Linked DNA regions of Homo sapiens: region 1 is linked to region 2. A link is a contact called in ENCODE Hi-C data. All regions are on one chromosome and are shown on one strand. Each heading gives the region's core, a stretch centred on a gene start or an enhancer-like site at or near the end of the contact. The rest is flanking DNA. Distances are from core to core; before and after follow the strand shown. Region 1 has its middle 95 kb from the start of MBOAT2. Region 2 overlaps KIDINS220 (kinase D interacting substrate 220).

Region 1 (4,451 bases), core at 1,651-4,150, 300 kb after region 2:
AGGGCTGTGGGAAGGGAATGGTCCAGGCAGGCCGGTCAGGCCGGCTCCCCCAGATCCCTTGGCTCCCCCCAGGAGCTGGCTTCTCACTCCTCACAGACAACAAGGGCGCTATGAGATGTCATCAGAGATGCCACCAAACACCACAGGCAAGGGACCCGTCACTCAGCCCGGGCTGCTGAACGTGCTGAGGCGGCTCTGATATGCCCAGAAAGTGCCCAAGCAGGTGACACTTGGGCCAGGACAGGCACACGGAGATGACCTCCCACTGCCTCCCCAAGGATGACCCTGCTACTCTGACTGAGAGGGTCTTCAGGTCAAGGGCGGGGAGGGTGGCAACAGACACCAAAGCCGAGGGCTCTGAGCAGGCTCAGAAGCCGGGTGTGGAGCGGGAGGGTGGGGGCGCAGTGGCAGGGGCTGCTGCAGGGCCAGCTGTGCCAGCAGGGGTGGGGGCAGGGGCTCAGCGGAGCCGGAGTGCCAGGAGCTAAAGACCACCCACGCCCTCTTCTCGGAGGGCGAGCAGGCCAGGGAGAGCGACTTAAGCCACATGAACTTTCCCATTATCCCTGAAGGAGCGGGGTTCTTGTTGGTATTCTACCTGCACAGCTGCGTGAGACGCAGATATGGAAAACGGCCTTTTGGTGATCAGTCGGAGGGAAGGCCTGGCAGACTCAGTGGGGACTGGGTGGCAGGGAGGCAGGGGGAGCCTGGAAGCCCCCAGGGAGGCTGTGGGACTGGCAGGGCCCCTTCTCCAAGTGCCCAGAAACTTCCCCAACAAGACTTCAGCCTGTCCAGCAGCCCCCGGGGACTGTGTTGCGACTGTGATTACGTGGTCACCATGGTTTGTGGACACCGAAATGTCAAGAATGTCAAGCTCAATGCTCCCTGCTCCACAAGCATCTCCCAGAGCTGTGGGGAGGGTCATGACTGCCACTATTTATAGTACAGTGGCCTGCATGCGTGCCCAGCCCATTCCATCCTCTCCACGTGCACACGTGCGTGTGTGTGTGTCTGTATATCTATGTATTTGTGTATGTGTATATGTATGTGTATGTATGTGATGTATTTGTGTGTGTATGTGTATTTGCGTGTATGTGTATATATGTGTATATGTATATGTGATGTGTGTATTTGTGTGTATGTGTATATATATGTGTATATGTATATGTGATGTGTGTATTTGTGTGTGTGTGTGTGTGTCTGCCCACCCCCAAGACTTGCCTGCAGGGGTTACAATGGCTAGTCCATGCCTTGTAGCCTTATGCCTGTGGAATCATGAACACTCTGGGCCTCTATTCTCTCATCTTTAAAGGATTCTAACCCTTGGTTGTCCAACAATCAAGGAAAATAATAGATGTGCAAGGAAGCTGCCTACCATTACTTTTTAGAAAATAAGGGTGGATGTACATTAATTTACTCATGATTATCCATTCACTCATTCAACAAATGTTCTTTGTACTAGGCACTAAGAAATCAACAGTAGAGAAAAGAGAATTGACATTAGCCCTTGTTCTCAGGAAGTGGACGGTTTAGTAGGAAAGACCTGAATAATAAGCACAGATACACAGTTGTGTTCAGAGTTATAAAGGGCAAGAGCAGTGAGCTCTGTGCACGGGACTAACGGGGCGTGCGAGGAATAAACCACAAACGTGGGGCGGTGGGATGGTGGAACTGTGAGCCCAGGACAACCCTGATGGTGGGTCCAGGAGGCAGGGACTCACCAGAGGATCTGAAGCCTGGAAATCTGTCCACAGGGGGCAAGACATAAGTCTCATTAGTCAGAACAAAACCAGGATCCTGGGAATTTGTCCAAACAGGGATAAGGCCGATGGTAGCTGACAGGTTTCTGGGCACATACACCAGTATCAGGAAAGGCACAGGGAAAAGAGGGACCCAGGGACCGAACAGGCAGCCCTTTGGGGGAGCAGTAGGACCATCACAAGCCAGTTCTTGGAGAAGTACAGTGTCAAGGTCAAAGGAGGATCAGTTGCAAGACTCCCCACTGAGGGTGGGCCCCAAACCTCTGTGTCTGGGCGAGGCTGACCCTCTCCCACATGGCACACCTGCAGCTGACCAGGGGGTCTGTGCTCAGTGCAGGCACCTTCCCTCTCCTCCCCACACCCAGCAGTAGGTCCTTTGCTTTCTTGGCTCTGGCCCCAAGCACAGCCGAGGGCTCTAAAGCTGACCCTGGCGTCCCCACTTTGTGCTTCGTGATGTTGCCGGTCAGAATTTGTATGTAGTCACCTCCCGACCGGCGTGGGCAGTGCTGGCCTCCTGGACTGGAGCGTGGGCCAGATCTCTGGCCCTTCAAGGGCGCTGACACTGAGCAGGGCTGGCCTGGGCCTCCCTATACACCTCTTGTTGAGGACTCAGTGGGTTTCAGAGTCTGGGACAGGGATAGTTTAACAAATGGAGGCTCCGTGGTCCCAGACCGGTGAGAGAATGTGTGTTGAATGAATGGATGAGAACAAAAGCCAGAAGCTTGAAGATATTTAGAAATAAGATCCCCTTTTCCATATAAATGAAACACTTGAAGACCAGATTTTCCAAAGCAGTTGGAATGGCTACCCCCAAAATATCTCCCCCCCAGAGGGACTTCTAAAGGGTTAACTGACACCTGAAGGGAAGGGGCTTAACACCCCTAAAATCACAGAAAACAAATCTGGTCTGGCTCTTGGTATTCTCCTTACATCCTTAAGTAGTTTTAGACACAAAATGTCTTCCTCCCTTAAGTAATTCTAGACACAAAGTGCTTTCCTCATTTAACCCTTGTAATCACACTAGGAGGAGGATGTGATTCGTGTCCATTTTGAAGGGGAGAACACAGATTCAGAGTGGGTGGGTGACTTCTCCACAGGCAGAGCACAGACAGCCACACTTGCAGCTGCTTTAACCAACAAGCCGTGCTCCTGACCTTGGTGTTCGGCTTGGTTGCTTTGCTGTGGGTTGGTTTCGTTTGTGTGACTAAGACTTTTAAATGATTCGGCTCCTTTTGTGTGTTTGTTTTTGATCTTTGCAAGATTCTCTAATGGTTGATCCAGGGCTGCCCCTACACCGTTCTCCTGTCACATGCCCCGTTCCCCTGACATTGACATCAACCAACATAATATGCTGAAGAAGGGTCTTCGGCAGCTGGAAACTGGCCCAGGCATTGCGGTGGGCAGCCAGCAGGCATCTTCTGTCATTAGCCCTCCCTAGGGAAGACAAGTTCAGCAATGGTTCCTGGGAGAGGCTTGGGATAGGAAAAGAAAGGATGTTCCTATAGAGGAAGCAAATGTTCCAAGATACTTCCATTAATTAAGAAAATCTAGGGTAATAATACACAGTCCTCAAAGTCCTAGATTATAAAACCATTGTGTTAGGTTGAAGCAAGTATCACAAAGAAATACAGAAGGTCATTACCAAGACTTTTAGATGGCAAACATACTTAATGGAAACACCTCTTTCTTAACTCTGAAAACGCTTCATGTAGCATTCAGGCTTCCATTTAAAATTAATTGTGTGCATTCTAAGAGCACTTTTAGGACCTTGCAGAGACCCTCTCTGTAGATTACATGATTTGAAACTATAGCTAAGAAAATTTTGTGAAGTGGTGCAACTCTCAGAAATCAAACATGAATATGCATGCCAGGTGTGGTGGCTTACGCCTGTAATCCCAACACTTTGGGAGGTGGGAGAATCACTTGAGCTTAGGACTTGGAGACCAGCCTGGACAACATAGTGAGACCCCATCTCTACTAAAAATAAAAAAATTAGCTGGACATGGTGGTGCACACCTGTGGTCCCAGCTACTAGGGAGGCTGAGATGGGAGGATCACTTGAGCCTAGGAGGTCAAGGTTGCAGTAAGCCATGATCATGCCTCTGCACTCCAGCCTGGGCAACAGAATGAGACCCTGTCTCAAAAAAAATAATAATAAAAATAACTATGCAAAAAATATGACTTTATTTTTCTATATTACTAGCTCCCTCTCCTGGGGCATTCACTACTAATCTCAGTCATATTGGAGTTCCCCTGTCTTCTTTTCTCTGGGGTTCTAGGTAAGTTCCAGGGGCAGGGTGATGGTGGCAAGCATTACATAGTTCTGAGCTTTGGGAAAGGGGACGTCTCATCTTCACCGTCATCTTCACATGCTAGTTTCAACTTGTGTTATTAACAGAAACTTCCGCTGTCCCGCCTGACCTGCAGCCAAGCATCCACACAGTTTGTCCACAAGGCCCTCCCCTGGTCGCTGTCCTCTCAGTTATTCTCAGTGTTACTCTCGGACCCAGGAGCGTGATTCAGCAGCTCCTGCGCGGTGGGAGGTGGACAAAGGCTCAGTCCACTTGGGCATATCATAACATTTCTTCTCCTAGAAGCCATGACTTCTAAGGGTTGGAGCCTCCAAGCTTCTTTGGGATTTGGGACGTCCCTGAGGCACGCAGCCTGGGGAATGGGCTGCGCAGCCTGTTTTCT
Region 2 (4,764 bases), core at 760-3,259:
GGGTACAAAGTGGGGAGAGAGGTTGGGCAAAGACAATGTCATGTCATGTCTATAACTAAAAAGATAACATTCATCCTCAGTGCAACAGGAAGTCTTGGATGACTTTAAACAAAGAAGTACACACGAGATTTATTGTTTTAAAGATCACTCCAAGATCAGAGTGGAGAACCCAGTTGCAAAGCTACTGCTTTGACAGTAGCACCACCAGAGACAGTGGCTTCAGCTGGGAAGTGATAGTGGAATGAAGACAAGTGGACAGATAAAGGATTTGTTTTGGAGTAAAGTCAACAAAGCCTGCTGGAGGGCAGATGAGGAAAAGAGAGAAATCAAGGCTAATGCACAGGATTTGGGGCTTCAACAAGAGGCTGAATGATGGTACCACTTGCTGAGATGGAGAATGAGGGAAAGCAGGTTTGGGGTGAAAAAAGCAAGGCATCTGTTTTATTGTAAGTTTAAGAGGCCAATTAGACATTCAAGTGGAGCGTTCAGGTAGAGGTGGATCAGTAAGTGTGAGCTCAAAGAAGTTAGGGCACAAGAAAGCACACCTACAGTGACACATCAAGGTCAGTCACAGACTAATAGCACATGTGACATTTTCAATAACAACATTATTTGACAAAAATTAAAAAGGACATTTTTCAGAACTATTGAACAGTTTTTAACTTACTAGTTTCAAAGGCAGAAATAAACTTATTTTAAAACAAGTTTATGTCATGCATGAGAATCTTGAAAGGTAATAAGACACTAAGGTCACCTTTCATCCACTTCACCACTAGGAGACAAATGTGAAATAGATGACCTACCCTGTCAGGTATGTTCACATATGTTCCAGCGTCGAGCAGATCCTGCACAATCTCCGTATGTCCCTCCTTTGATGCAATCATCAAAGCTGTATTTCCATCTTTATCTGTTAAGTTTACATTTGGATTCCTCTTCAAAATTTCTTTTACTGACTGTGTGTAACCTCCTTTCACTGCCACAATAAGTGCAGTCATTGAATTCTAAAAACAACAACAACAAAAACAAAACAAAACGCAAGCCCAAGAAATTAATGTATTCTAGAAAATATATGATTTATGCCATAATCATAAAACTAATGTTTTCAAATAGGTGGCCTATTATTGTCATTTCCAATAGTAAAATGCCAAAATAAATAGCAAGAAACATACCAAAAATGGCTAGGAGGTATCTTTTGTTTTTGAAAATACATTAATGATCTTCAGTCATTAGAGCTATTATGAAGTTCAGTTATTTAAATGATAATCTGAAATTGGACTCATTTACAATAAACTAACTCAGTAATGAAGGATAAAATAGTTGGCAGGGTGACTATTTTAACACCTATATAGAATGTGTTTATATATAAACACATTCTAAATTAAATAATCCAAAGTCAGGTGAATCAGACTTCAAGAATTCTTTATAATAAAACCCATAAAAAACACTAAAGTAAACAATGAATTAATAGCCATGAGCTATTTCAAGAAAAGTGTAATATACTGTTTGGCTTTCATAGTAACCTAGAAACTACATTTTCAAAACCTGTCTTATTTTAAGTAATTCTTTTAAAAATTGCACATCTATTTTATAACAATAAATCAGGCCAGGTACGATGACCCACACCTATAATCCCAAAGCTTAAGGAGGCCAAGGCAGGAGGATCATTTGAGGCCAGGAGTTCAAGACCAGCCTAGGCAACATATGAGACTCTGTCTCTAAATAAACAAACAATAAATCAACTAAGAGAAGAATGTGACTCACTACCAGAAGTAGTATTAAAACTGCTTCTTGAGATGTTCATCTACTTCAAGCTGTCATACAATTTCCCTATAGAAATATTTTGGGTCAGCCCCCAAAATTGAGCTGTCATTCTCCCACATATTAAAATAACACAGCCTTTTCAAATTCTTGAGCCATCAATCATCACAGAAACAAGCCACTTGTTCACTTGACCAACTGTCCAGAGGAGGCAGGTGGAAGGTATGTCATCTGCAGCTGCCTACGGACTATGCTGCCTCCACCAGCACAAAAACAGGGCCTACGCCTTGAAGGTTTGCAATGAGTCAGCTCCTGCCAGTATGCAAACAGGAGGAACTGGTTGATAGTGTGCCAAAAAGTATGACATAAAGAGTTTACTCTTGTTTCACTATGACCCAAGATCTGGTACTGTCTCTTCTCAGAATCCTTTATGATCCACTCATGTAACATACTAATTCTATAAATAGCAGTCTGTATTATTTTAACTGTTTCTTATGCATAAATATTGTTTCTTTTAACCATATTCTTATAGGCTCAAGGGAAAAGTGATATCAGGCTTCTTCACCTCTCCAACACAACTGGCACAGGCTGGGGAATGAGGAATTAAAAATTGCTAATCAGTAAGATGTATCTAACCAGTTTTTAAGCTTTCTGGCTTCTGACAGCTGATTTCTGATTTTTAAAAATCTGTTCATTGAAGAGGGAAAATAAGGCACAGCTAAAAATATCCCAAAAATTACAATATTACTTTAAATTTTATAAGAAAAATATTTTAATGCAGCACAATGTTTTCCCCAATATTAAAAACCATTTGATTTGAACAGTTTATTAAACAATTTGTACTACGTATAGGAAAAAACAAACTCCATTTCACATAAATTCTTACAACACTAAATACTTCTATGACCAGATGTGTGGGGTTTTTCCACATCCATCAAGCAATCAATTCTGCAGCAGACACCAGCTGGGTATTCTCCAACTCAATTCTGACACTACCTACCTGGAGGTAGCATCAGACCCCACAGGCAAGTGTTCGGTGCCCAAGACTGCCCCCGCTTCCCATGCCAATGAAAGCTCAGGTTGTCTGACTGGCTGTAAATTGGAGCTCCCACAACCCCCTCCTTGGCTTTGATTGATTTGCTAGAGCAGTTCACACAGTTCAGGGAAGTACTATTTACCAGTTTCCATAAGGGATATTTTAAAGGATAGAAATGAGCAGGCAGATGAAGATACACATAGGATGAGGTCTGAAAGGGTCCTGAGCACAGGAGCTTCTGTCCCCATGGAGCTGCGCTATGCCACCCTCCCAGTACGGGGATGTGTTCTTGGCCATCTTCCTGGAAGCCCCCTGAACTCAGTCCTTTTGGGTTTTTATGTGGGCTTCATTATGAAGGCATGATTTATTAAATCATTGGTCAATGATGATCAATGCAATCTTTAGCTCCTCTCCCCTCCCCAGAGGTGGTGGGTTAGGGCTGTGAGTTCCAACCCTCTGAGCACATGGTTGGTGTCCCTGGCAACCAGCACCTCAACCAGTGGGGTTATCTAGAAACTTTCCAAAAATAACCTCATTAACATAAGCTCAAGTGTGGTTAAAAGGGGCTTATGATAAGTAACAAAAGACTATATTTCATCTTTATCACTCTGGAACTGATCCAGAGCTGTTTCAAGAACCCAGGACAAAAGGCCAAATATAACCAAAGATACTCTTATTGCTGTAGTCACTTATGAAATTACACAGGTTATAGGAGCAGTCAGCCAGGAACCACGGACAAAAACCAAAATATGCACAGCACATTTTGATTAATGACAGATGGCATATATGACATAAGTTCCATAAGATTATGATACTGGACTTTCATTGTACTTTTTCTGTGTTTAGGTATGTTTAGATAAAGAAATACCATTGTCTCCCAACTGCCTGCAGTATTCAGTACGGTAACACACTGCACAGGCCTAGAAGCAACAGGCCATACCATAGAGCCTAGGAACGGAGTAGGCTATACCAGCCAGATGTGTGTAAGTGCACTCTATGATGTTCCCACAATGGCAAAATCACCGATGACACATTTCTTAGAACGTATCCCTGTCATTAAGCGACACATAACTCTCTATATATCACACTAGGATCACTGAAAGCTATTCTTTATACTTTTAGCCTCCCCAGTTGTGTGTGCATTAGCAACAGATCCTTAAAAGCATCTATTTATAGTATATATGTTTATAATATAACATTCTTAGAGTAACAGGAAATGCTTGTTTTCCTGTTACTATCATTTTAGAACTAGAGGGAAATTTCTCTAGGCATACACTAAAGAAATAAATTCTCTCTCTTAAAATAAAAAACATGTTTCTATTGCCAAGCATTAAAATATAAGATACTTACAGCTCCTTCTTGATCCACATCAGCTCCCATGGCCAATAAATGTTTCACACATTCCAAATGACCCTTTCGTGCAGCCCAAACTAAAGGGGTGGTTCCATACTATTAAAACAAACAATAAATTTAAAATTATTATAAAAAGTATACTCAAAGAAACTAGCTCTTAACATGAATTTTAATAAAAATCTTACTTTTTATCATTCTCATAAAACTGTATACATTTATCGTAATTGTAATCTTAGATAAATCCTATTTCTCCCATTTTATTTCTCCTGAGTAGATTAACCAGTCCATGAAATGTCTTTTAACCAACCTTATTTAACCTTTTCTTGAGACAGAGTCTCACTCTGTCACCCAGGCTGGAATGCAGTAGTGCAATCTTGGCTCACTGCAATCTCTGCCTCCCGGCTCAAGCAATTCTCCTGCCTCAGCCTCCTGAGTAGCTGGAATTACAGGTATGCACCACCACAAATGGCTCATTTTTTCGTATTTTCAGTAGAGACGGGTTTTGCCATGTTGGCCAGGCTGGTCTTGAACTCCTGACCTCAAGTGATCTGCCTACCTCAGCCTCCCCAAGTGCTGGGATTACAGACATGAACCACTGTGCCAGGCTCTTATTTAAC

The links. A loop is a pair of places that touch in the nucleus more often than their neighbours do. Pooled maps may share reads with other maps.
Region 1: a loop to region 2 is called in a pooled map, with 6 times the contacts of the local background. The contact joins two enhancer-like sites. A Hi-C loop is called at or near these places in 8 of 37 single-sample maps with no recorded cell type and 2 of 50 pooled maps.

Annotation. Positions count from the first base shown.
Region 1 is chr2:9,096,556-9,101,006 of GRCh38, forward strand. No RefSeq gene overlaps it. Among named protein-coding and RNA genes, the nearest start is that of MBOAT2, 95 kb to the left of the region's middle. Within about 2 kb of position 2,901, at least 2 of the 41 ENCODE cell types and tissues checked have a DNase peak (open chromatin) inside an H3K27ac peak, as active enhancers do.
Region 2 is chr2:8,802,127-8,806,890 of GRCh38, forward strand. KIDINS220 (kinase D interacting substrate 220) reads right to left here. Exons shown (of 30, transcript NM_020738.4): 7 at 4,145-4,243; 8 at 804-1,001. Among named protein-coding and RNA genes, the nearest start is that of KIDINS220, 33 kb to the right of the region's middle. RefSeq lists an enhancer at 1,731-1,780. Within about 2 kb of position 2,010, at least 11 of the 41 ENCODE cell types and tissues checked have a DNase peak (open chromatin) inside an H3K27ac peak, as active enhancers do.